2 separate regions of the Homo sapiens genome follow, and region 1 is linked to region 2. Evidence: chromatin loops called from intact Hi-C (ENCODE). Cell type or tissue: chondrocyte. All regions are shown on one strand. Each heading gives the region's core, and the rest is flanking DNA. Links, peaks and the distances in the headings are about the cores only.

The links. Hi-C counts contacts between places; a loop is a spot of excess contacts. Peaks named below come from ENCODE experiments on the same cell type or tissue, not always from the same donor. Only the 100,000 strongest peaks of a DNase experiment are listed, where the experiment ranks them.
Region 1: it touches region 2 in a loop (4-fold over the local background); 2 of 110 quality-filtered maps call a loop at or near these places.

What each region holds. Positions count from the first base shown.
Region 1 is chr14:78,694,625-78,700,011 of GRCh38, forward strand. The region is part of intron 6 of NRXN3 (neurexin 3); the gene reads left to right. Among named protein-coding and RNA genes, the nearest start is that of NRXN3-AS2, 13 kb to the right of the region's middle. In chondrocyte, for the core only: CTCF peaks have their summits at 2,941 and 3,140; no DNase peak of the experiment used is centred there.
Region 2 is chr14:78,563,433-78,568,819 of GRCh38, forward strand. The region is part of intron 4 of NRXN3 (neurexin 3); the gene reads left to right. Among named protein-coding and RNA genes, the nearest start is that of NRXN3-AS2, 140 kb to the right of the region's middle. In chondrocyte, for the core only: CTCF peaks have their summits at 3,312 (motif pointing left) and 3,513; no DNase peak of the experiment used is centred there.

The sequences.
Region 1 (5,387 bases), core at 304-5,303, 130 kb after region 2:
CTTCTCTGTACTACATAAGCATGTACTCGATGAAGCTTGGGGTCAAAAACCTGGAAACTAAGTTTAGTTGGAAATTTAAATGCTGGAGACTGGATGCATCCTAGGAGTGGATTACTAGTATTGATACTCCTAGACAATTTTCTATTCTTATTTGGTTCTTTCTCCATAAACCTGACCAGTCCATGTATAGCAAGCCTCAAAGGATGCAAGCCTTGTTCTGGTGTTTTTTATTGCAAGTCAAAGTCTATCAGGAGCTGAGGAATGAGCAGCAGTGGGAGGGTGTATTAATTTCCTGTGGTTGCTGTAACAAATTATCACAAATTTGGTAGCTTAAAAATAGTAATTTTATTTTCTCATAATTCTGGAGGTCATAAGTCAGTTTCACTGGGCTAAAATAAAGGTGTTAACAGGGCTGCATGTCCTCTTAAATGTCAAGGAGAGAATCTGTTGCTTGACTCTTCCCATTTCTGATAGCTGCCCATATTCCTTGGCTTGTGGCCCTTAATCTCTATCTCCATATTCACATCATCTCTCTGTCTGTATGTGTGATCTTCCTTTGCCTTCATCTTATAAGGATTCAAGTGCTTGCATTTAGGGTCCACCTGGAGAATACAGGATAGTCTCACCTCAAGATCCCTAACTTAATCACATCTGTAAAGACTCCTTTCCAAATAAAATAATATTTACAGTTTCCATGGATTAGGATATATCTTTGGGGAACATTATTCAGCCTACTACAGAGATACCTTTCTCTTTTTGTAGATTCAAAGTGCTTGATCTTCTAAGAACATTGTTTGCTTACAGACATATTTCAGGAGTAAATGACTTCCAAACTGATGGTCCGTTGAAAAAAAGCCTGGGGCTGCTGTCAGGAAAGGTCTAATTTAGGTCAGCCTAATGCCACTGAACAGATGTATATGGCAACATTCCCAACTCCCATTAGGAAAATAAGCCATTAATTAATACTTATTGAGGAGCTGATAAGTAACTGGAAGAGCTGGTCTGAGTTCTGGACAAGGAATCAGTGACAATCAGTTTCCACTGTCTGGCTGTTGTGGGTAGATTGTGGTCCATCTCTGTAGGATAAAGTGTGCACAGTTGGCTTGGCACTCACTCTTCTGTGTCCAGCAGTAGCTCTTGCCATCTGTCTTATCAAGAGAATAAAAATGGGTCTAAGTTGTCACTGGGAGATTACTGAGTATCAGTGGACACTATGAGCTCGAGTGGGCAACCCCATGCAAGGTTAGAGCAGGGACTTCACCAATGTTTGAATTAGGGAACTTCAGTACCTAAAATTGGGATGCAGATGTTTCTTGACTTCTTCATGTCTTTTCCACCTCTTTCATATAATCTAAGGGGGATATGGACCTTGGAGGAGTCTTCCTCAAGGCTTTGGCAGGTGCTCCTAAACATGCTTCATCCATGCCTACTTGAGTGTAATCTGCTATCTTAAGCCACAGGCAGGAGAGATCAATTTTTCTAGTAACTTCTTTTATAATCCAGCTAGCTGAAGAAGTGTGATCAAAGAATCTTAAAAGTGTGATCTTGAAGAATCTTAGTTTCTCTTCTGTTGTAGAGAGAGGATAGTAATAGTTGCTAAGCCTATAGGCTCTGAAGCCAGACTTATCTCTATTTCCATGCTGGCTCCACTACTTAATAGCTGTGTGAGCTTAGGTAGATAATAAAATCTCAGATTCCCAGTTTTCTCAATTGTAAAATGAGGATAATAGTAACCAATATATGCAAGGTGCCAGGAGATATTCTAAGCATGTTACATGTATTTAACCTTCTTATTCTCACATCAACCCTATGAGGTAAATGTACTATTGTTATCCTACTTCAAAGATGGGAAAACTGAGGTACAGAGAGATTAAGTAACCTGTCTAGATCACACAGTAACAAGTCGCAGAACAAGAATTTCAACTCAGAGTATATGCTTCAACTCAGAATATACTTCAACTCAGCATATTTGCTGTTAACTATATTTTATGCTGCTTCTTGTGCCTCAGATTGTGAGGATCAAATAGGGTGGCCATCTATTCCAGGTCACCTTGGAAAGTTCTGGGTAATATCTCCTGTCCAGGTGAATTATTAATAGTGCCTCCTTCTTTTATTCTCAAAGGTATTGTCACATCTTGGTTTGAATATATTTCACATTTGGATTAAATAGTCTTTACATGTGAAACACTAAGAACAATGACCAACCCATAGGAAGCTCTCTGTTAATATTAGCTATCACTGTTTCTACTACTGCCATCACCACCACTGTCACCATCACCCACATTCATCCCAAGTCTGGGACCCTTAGGGTTAGGGGATTAACCCAAGTTCTGCAAAGGCATGTCATGGGAGCCACTGTTCCCAGTTCCCACACCCGTAGCAGACATTGCTCGTTGATCACAGTACAACAGTCTTCCTTACTTAGTGTCATAGACAACCATTCGTGATAGATCACGTTTGAGATGTGAAATTAAAATTATTTATCACACCTAGTTTTATTTAATCTCAGAATACAAAATCCCAGCGTATGGAGAATCTGAATTTAGTCTGAGCTTGTGGTTTTATATGAAAACTTATTTGATTCCTAGAAGTGATAATGAATTTGGGACCTCTTTAGACATCCTATGTCCCTTTTCTCCAATATTTCTTTCTACCTATTTCTCTATTATTTCTACCTCTTCTTTTATATAAATATAAAAGAAATTTAATTCATCAGTTTCCTATTCTCTGCCTATAATTTTATATGTTATAATAAAAGACTATTGAAATACTACCAAAGTGGACACAATATAAATAAGGCAACGGAGTGAGTCATCATAGGAATTACAGTTGGCACCCAAGATCAAAGGCTTAGAAAATCTATCTTTAAATGTGATTTGTGTAACTGGTAGTGAAATTCATTTCAGGTTGATTTTGCATGGCATAAGGGACATCTAGTGGTGATCTAGGTCTCTGCAGATTTACTAAAGGTAATGCAAACTCATAGGTAAAAGTATTAGGGCCTATATACCATCACCTTGAAAGGGAGTCCCAAGAAAGGAGGGGACCTTTTGTTGCATGACTACTTTTAAGCTAGCAAAGTGTAAAGAAACCTTTTTTGGAAAAAAATTAATTCGAGTACCAGCATTTCTGTCTATATTATTGTCAGTTTGCACCCAACTCTTATTTGCTGCCTCCTGTACCAGGTTGGAAATCATTCTGTTATCAGCTACCTGCCAACCTGACATATTCTTCCTATCACTTTCCCCACCTCTTTTGCTGATTGCAGAGGGGCTCTTTGGAGCACTTTGAAAAGCCACCTGATTAAAGCCTTCATTAGGCTAGAAGCAGAAGTGCTTCACAGGCCAGGCAAGAAATACTTTGTAATTGCTTCTGACGGGCAGATCTCCTTTGGCGGTTGTTGAGCCATCAGGAAGCCGTACAGCACTGGTCCACGTGTATTTTGTATAAATTAGTGGGCTTGACATTACAAGAGGTTGCCCCTATACGCAGTCATCTTCTTAGCCCCAGAGTTCTGGAACTTACCCATTAGCCTGCACCTCTTTATAGAACCCGTCTTACGCATGGTTCTGAACTAACTGCTTCTGTCACCTGGATTGCTTACAATACCTGCTTGCCTCATGTGCTACTATTGTTTCCAACCAACTATGCTAGACTTCTTAAAGGTTCTATTTCATTGAATGCTTTTACAGTATTTTCTATGACTCTTTTGTCTTTGAGCCTCTCAGATTAGCTTTTTCTACAAAAGCTGTTTGGCATGCCTATTGTCATCTATTTTCTTTCAGAGTAGCTGCTAACAGCCAGAAGCTGCTAGTTATGGCCAAAGGCCTCATTGTTGGAGAGTCGTTCTTGTTCTTTGACTCTAGGTAGAGAGGATGAAGGCTCTGAGATACTGTCTCAAAACATTCATGTGTTTTCTATGACAAGTCAAAGCTACATTGTCATATTAGAGGTGTCCAGTAGCCCCTTAGCGTGCCTCAGAGTGGGAGGTAGTGTTGGCACCGAACTTTGTCAGCCAGTCTCTTAGAGGATCTTACTGGAGTTTGTGATTGAGCTTTTACTTCTTCTGTTAGTGTTCTGCTGAGACATATACACTAATGATAGCTGCCACTCTGGGGTGCAGAACTTTCCATATAGATTGCCTTAAAAATAAAAGCAAATTTTCTATGCATACATGCCGGGGAAAACTCTACTAAATATTCAGTGGTTCCAAGAAATGCCTTTTAACCATTTGTAATACTTTAGCTTTCTACCTTTTCATCTCATTACTTATTTTCAGGCAGAATAGATATAGAGGCTTCTTTCTGCATTATAGTCTTCACAGACTTAAAGGCATCAGGAAGTAGCCCTTGTGATTTTCCTTGCTCTTCTTCTTCCCATTTTTCCACCTCCTCCTGTAAGCACGTACTTTGTGTCAGGCATTGAGAGATACAGAGAGAAAAGGCATAGGTTTCTCCCCTTGAGAGGCTCCTGGTCTACTGGAAGAAACAGACAATTCCAGCACAATGTGATAGATACAATGATAGCAGTTAGAACATGAAGCCATGGGGGCGGAGAGGAAGAAATCAGCTGTGGGTGGGAATGGAGTGGGTAGAAATATTGAAGAAGGTTTCTAAAAAGAGGTGATGCCTAAACTGTGCTTCAAGTGGCGAATAGTAGTTATCCAGGTAGAGAATCCAGGCAAGATTTATCCCTGGAATGATAAATTGGAGGACCTGCTGAACTTTTGTCAAGGCTGGTAACAATGAAGTGAGGACTAGATCAGGAAGAGGTTTTTATATAATGCTTCAAAGTTTGCATTTAATTCTGAAGTTGATAAAGAACCATCGAACAATTTTAAGCAGAGAATGACATGTTATTCCCAGACATGTTAATAGTGAGACGATTAGAGTCATTTCTAGTCCTCGGAATAAAAATAACAGTAGTTTCCTAGTGGTTCAGCAAGGTATGTTTTAAATTTCGTCATCTTTTTAATCAAACTGCTTAAGGCTTCCTTTCTACTCTAATAGTTACCTTTTTCCCCTAATTGCATAATGTATATATTTTTAGAGCTTTTCATAATCAGGTACCACCTATTCACCTCATCTTAATTCCTCTGCTTTGTGACATGTAACTTTTACTCTACTGGAGTTGGTGCCCTCATCAAATATTCTAAAACAGAAGGAAATGTAGGCATTCTCTGGGTAGGTTTGTTTAGTGCCTAAGAAAATGCAGGAAATGAGAGTGTGTATTTATTGAGCTTCTACTATGTGCCACACACTTTGCTAAATACAGGGAATGCATTGGTTATCACATCAGAAACACACAACCCATGTGTTTATGACGCTTAGTTTAGAGGATCGAAACAGTGCCATCCCTAGCAACCAGAGGGCACAGAAGTACAGTTT
Region 2 (5,387 bases), core at 313-5,312:
TGGCAAGTTGTCCTTATTCTGGTGTATGGGTGAAGGGAATAAGCAGTGAGTTAGCTCTTACCTAGATCCATCCCCTAGAAAGTAACTGTGTCCAGTTATCAATGGGCAGGGCTTGCTGGGCGTTAAGCACAGGTAACCTCTAGTCTTTTACTATGTTTCTGCGACAGTGGCATAAAACAGCTTTTTAATGAGACCTACTGAGATGCACTGACAGATCTCTTCCTTTCCTTTTGTGTCTAGCCCATCCACCTTCATGTAAATGATTTATCAAGAAATAAGACCTAGGATTTTGAGATGGGTACATAAGAGCAAAAGAGAACTAGGATGAGATCATTCTCTTTTGCCTGCCCTTCAGCATTCTCAATGCAAGCAGGTTGGGGTTCTAAAGGAAGAGCAGGGATGACTGGAACCCTATAGCAGTGAGTCTGAGGAATGGGATCATGGGGGACCCAGAAGGAGGAAGCAGAACTGGAAGATGTTTCCATTCTGTGAAAGTGGCTTTTGGCTTTGAGGCAGCAACAGTAATATTTCATGTCTTCCGTGGTGTCTCCTACCTTTAAATGTCAGTCTCTGCAGCTGCCTTATCTCCTGTAGCACATTTCAATTAGGTATTCCAAATTATACTCTTTTCTTCCAGGACAAATATGCCAGAGGTGATATTTACTGTTACAGCAGCATTTAAAATACTTAGGGGGAAAAAATCCTAGTGAATAGCAATTTCTCCCTTATAATAATAATAAAGCACAATAATAATGGAGAGAGGAGGTGAATTCTGGCTTTGATGCCAATAACTGGCTGACTTAAAGTGAACATCTTTTGTCTCCGCCCTCTTTTGTCCCCCTCCTCCTATTCCCGCCTCAGTGTGAAGGTTATAGTGTTTGGCTCTGTCAAGAGCAACCTCACACATCTTCTTCACTGGAGGCTCACAAATGCTCCTCAGAATGTCTATTTAACTATCTCTAGGTAGGACTGGGCTCTGACTGGGCTCCTACTTCACCCATTACCTGTTTCTTCCTTTGTCCTGAGAATGTTTGCATGAAGCCAGAATCTCTGTTTGTTTAGAAATTTACCAGGCACCACTGCTTACTCCTCACCTATGGGACATTGTAGGTCCTGATGGAACACCCCGGCCTCCTCTCTAGGAGGTATATGGGTTAGAAACTTATGTATTGTACCTTTCCTTCTTGGAATCAAGTCCTTGGCCTGGTAATGAAGGTCCTTCGATCTGGTCTGCATTTTCCAGCTCCATCTCCTACTAATCTTTATATCCTTATCTACTGTTTCCCTAGGCTGTTGTCTTCACGGCCGCCATGGTAGGTTTTGCCTATCATCCCAAACCTTGTGCAGGCCTACCACAGTACTTGACATATGGTGGGGGTCTCAGTCAGTATTCTCCCCTATATTTAGAACCCTTCCACTAGATCTTGTCTTCATATTTTTGATTCCTGCTCAGGGATCAGATTATGTTCCATGTCCTCCACTGAGCCTTTTCTGACCTCCTCAGCGCACTCAGTGCCGTTCCCTCTCTGAATTTCTAAAGTGCTCAGCAGCAGCAGCACTCATTTGGCACTTGGTATATACTATCTTATGCTATTTTGTATGACCATATGTTGTCTATACAACTACATTATAAGCACCTGATAGGGATAACTGTGCCCTGTGTGTTTTTCCTATCCCTTTGATTCTAAGATAGTTCCTTGAACATTGAAGATGCTCAGTTAATATTCATTTATTAAGTAGATAGATCAAGGAGTAAATGAAAGCAAGGATCCTAAGAAGCCTGCCTTTTGGTGCCAATCTATTCAATTTGGAATTCACAAACTTACCTAAAACAAGGCCTTTCAATTTCCTGTTTCCCCTGTAAACAGAGCTCTACCACCAGGATTTCTCAGAAGCTCTTTCTCCACACTGAACCCTAAAACTGAAGGTTCAGGTAGAGAGCTTTTCCAGTGTGAGAGAATTTTTAAAGCATCTGGGGTTTGGCACATCCAGTGCTTTGAAAATCAAGGTGTCTTGATCATTGGGTGAAGGGGATTAGAACAGCAGGCTGTGTTTTCAAGTTCAAGTCCATAAGCAGACAGGAATAGAATCCCACAAGAGTTTGTTCTGTCTCTGCCATTTACTAGTTAATCTCTCTATGCCTCAATTTCCCCATTTGTAAAATGGATTTAATAATGGCTGTCTACCTTATAAGGTTGCTATGAGGTGCCAGTGTGATAATAAACGTAAAAGTACTTTGAATATTGCAAAACACTGTATGAATGTCAGGAATTAGGCAGGCAACAACTATTTCTTGGGGGTTTGTTCTGCATGTAGCCCTGCACTATGTGTAGATAGAGGCCTCTGTACATTACAGAAGACTGGCAGAGGCATTGGGGATTCATCATGGCTGGAATTCTGGTTCTCAGATAGATGAAAGCTGGAAAAAGTATTATAGCCTAGCAATCACATCTGAAAGGTTGGCAGCAACAATTGAGTCAGAGAAGACGGGAGGTGAAGTATTGGCAAAAATTTGACCCTGGTCATTCTTTGAACACTTCAGATTTCCACAGATTCTATCCCTTTAACATTTCTGAACGTTATGATTTTGCTTCCTCCCCACACTGGCAGCTCTGCCTCAATGAAACCGTGTTGCTTTTTTGGTTGATCAATTGTGCCCAACTTCCTGATCATACTTGTCCTGAGAGCCTGTGTTAAGCTCATGCCGGCTCTCCCACCCCGCCCCCAACGCCGGCCAAAAAAAAGACTCTCTAAAAACAGGTGCCCCCGATGATCTCACACTGCTGCTGGCATTGGCAGCAGCCCAGAAGGGCCAAATGGTGACTTCAGGTCCAGGGAGGCTACTGTCCTCAGCTCTGTTTTCATGTAAATGTCGCTCCTGCTGAAAGGAAGTGGATGCAAAAAAATATCTGCTATGGAAGCAGAACTACCCCAGACTAAAATGTTGGTTTTTTTTTTTTTCTCTCCCCCTTTTCTTTTCCTTCAAGTTTTCCATGTGGCATCAGCAGCTGAGTAAGGGAAAGCTAAGAGGTTTAAGTGTGCTGGGGCTGGGTGGGCTAGATTAATAACCCAAAGCCTTCCAAGCTGGCGGTGCTGGGTGAGACAGGCCAACCAGAAAGCGTTAGGTTATGGGGAGCCCTGGCCACAGAGCCAGACCCTACCAGGGTGGAAGGTGAAGGAGCAGCGAGCTCTGCGTGCTTGCCCCGAGCCCCCACCTTCCTTCCTTCCTCCTCCCTCTGGTTTCTTTCCTCCCATTTTATCGAGTCCCTCTGAGATGGCTGCGCACCAGTGGCTCCAGCCTCTGACCGTTGCTGCCCTCTGCTGGGAAGAAAGCTTTACTCGGTGTGGAAAGTGCTAAGCTCTACCAGGGACCAGCTTAATGCAGACCAAGTCCACAGTCTGTGGCTAGTGTGTGATTTGGCCCAGAGGAAGGAAGGACAATTCAGAAAACCCTTGCACCACAGTGTTTCCCTAGTGGTTTCAGGTGGGGGCAGGACTTTGGAATCTATTAGGGAAGGATTGCTTGAATCCTCAGAGTTCTCTGTTCAAGAGGAACATCCCTGGGAGAGGAGCCTCCTGGCTCCTCTTTACCTGGGTCAGACATGATGTATGGAGACTCCACCATGGATGACCCTTAAATATGATGGATGGCTTTAGTTACAGGACACAATTCTTTCTCAAGGGAAGGTGACCAAAAGAAGTTGGGTCTTGAAGGGGCTGCAGGATGGGCCTGGAAGTCTCTTGGCTCTAAAGGAACCATCATAGAATGGGGATTCTGAGCAACCAGGAAGCAGCAGAAAAATATGCAAAGCCAGATGGGAGTGGGGAATATTGCCCATTAATGGGCAAGAGTACATAGAAAGGTAGATAATAAACTGGCTTCACCACTTCTCAACTTTCCCCAGAGCTGGCTGTGCCAGTAAACTGTGCTCAGCTGGCTTTGGATGAGAGAAGGACAAGAGGGTGCCTATCTCCAGCATGGCTGTGGGGTCGCCCTGCTCCATCTCTGGATCTTCAGCCTAGAGTGCAGCCCAGCCAAACAAGAGCGATGACCTCACTGACCACATGTAATTCTGCTTGAGGGATTTATTTTCTTCCATGAGCTCCTGCCAAGACTCTTGGTTAAAGCTAATGGGGCTCCCCCAGCCAGTGAGTGTCTCCTAGTTATATGTGTAAACAACGCCAGGCAGGAAATAGGTTTCCTGTTCTTAATGGGCTTGTTAAACCTCTTATCGAGTGGGGTTTAAATGGCTTTATTATGAATAATAATAATAGTAAATAAACATTATTATTATTAGTAGTAGAAAAATTATGATGTCAGCCCTGACTACCCCTTCTCATTTTAATCTTGCCAACGTGGAGGTCTTTGGCCTCTAAGTGCACAGGAATATGGTGAGTGACACTGGGACTTATAACTGGAGAAGATGGCAGAATTCATCTTCGTTGCCTGCAGCTTTCCAATCCTGAGCCCTTTTCCACTTTCATCGTGTTTCCATCTCCATCATTCCTTTCATTCAGGGTTTTCATGATCTTATTCTATCAGAGAAGATAGAACTACACATCCCTCTCCTTCTCAGTTTTATTTAGCATTGAAAGCCATGGACAGAGGTTCTGAGGTTAAATTGAGGTATCGGGTAGAGGGGATTTTGGAGAGAGCAGTGGATGCTGGTAGGGGAGCTCAGTTGGAAGTGGGGCTCATGTTCTGATCTTCAGTGCCGAATGTCTGTGTCCCTCCCTCAGATTTACATGTTGAAACGTAATCACCAATGTGATGGTATTAGGAGGGGGGCCTTTTGGGAGGTTAGTAAGTCATGAGTGCTTTGGGATTAGTGCTCTTATAAAATAGGCCCAAGGGAGCTTGTTCACCCCTTCCACCATGGAAAGACAGAAGAAGAACTAGAAGCCACCATCTATGAACCAGGAGGTAGCCCTCACCTGATGCCAAATCTTCCAGCACCTTAATCTTGGACTTCCAAGCCCCCAGAATTGTCAGATACAAATTTTTGTTGTTTATAAGCTACCCAGTTTATGGCATTTTGTTGTAGCCACCTGAACAGATTGAGATATCCAGTTTATAGCTGGAACTGGAGGTATACCAGGTATCCCAGACTTTGGTAATTTATGTATCAGGTTCACTATTTTCACCATAACTCCCTACAACAGTATTGATTTTCTTTACACCGATTATCTTGTTTGACTTAAGTAGATTTGGCATCATCTTACAAGCAATATGTCTTTGAAATCCTGGGTTCAATGTGTTAGCCAGGTTTTTTACTGACTGCATATTGAAATGAATATCTAAGAGCTAAATATTTTTTCCTAAAGTTCATCATGTGGCAAATGTGTCACACCCTCCAGGGAAAACATACCACAACATCTGGAGACAC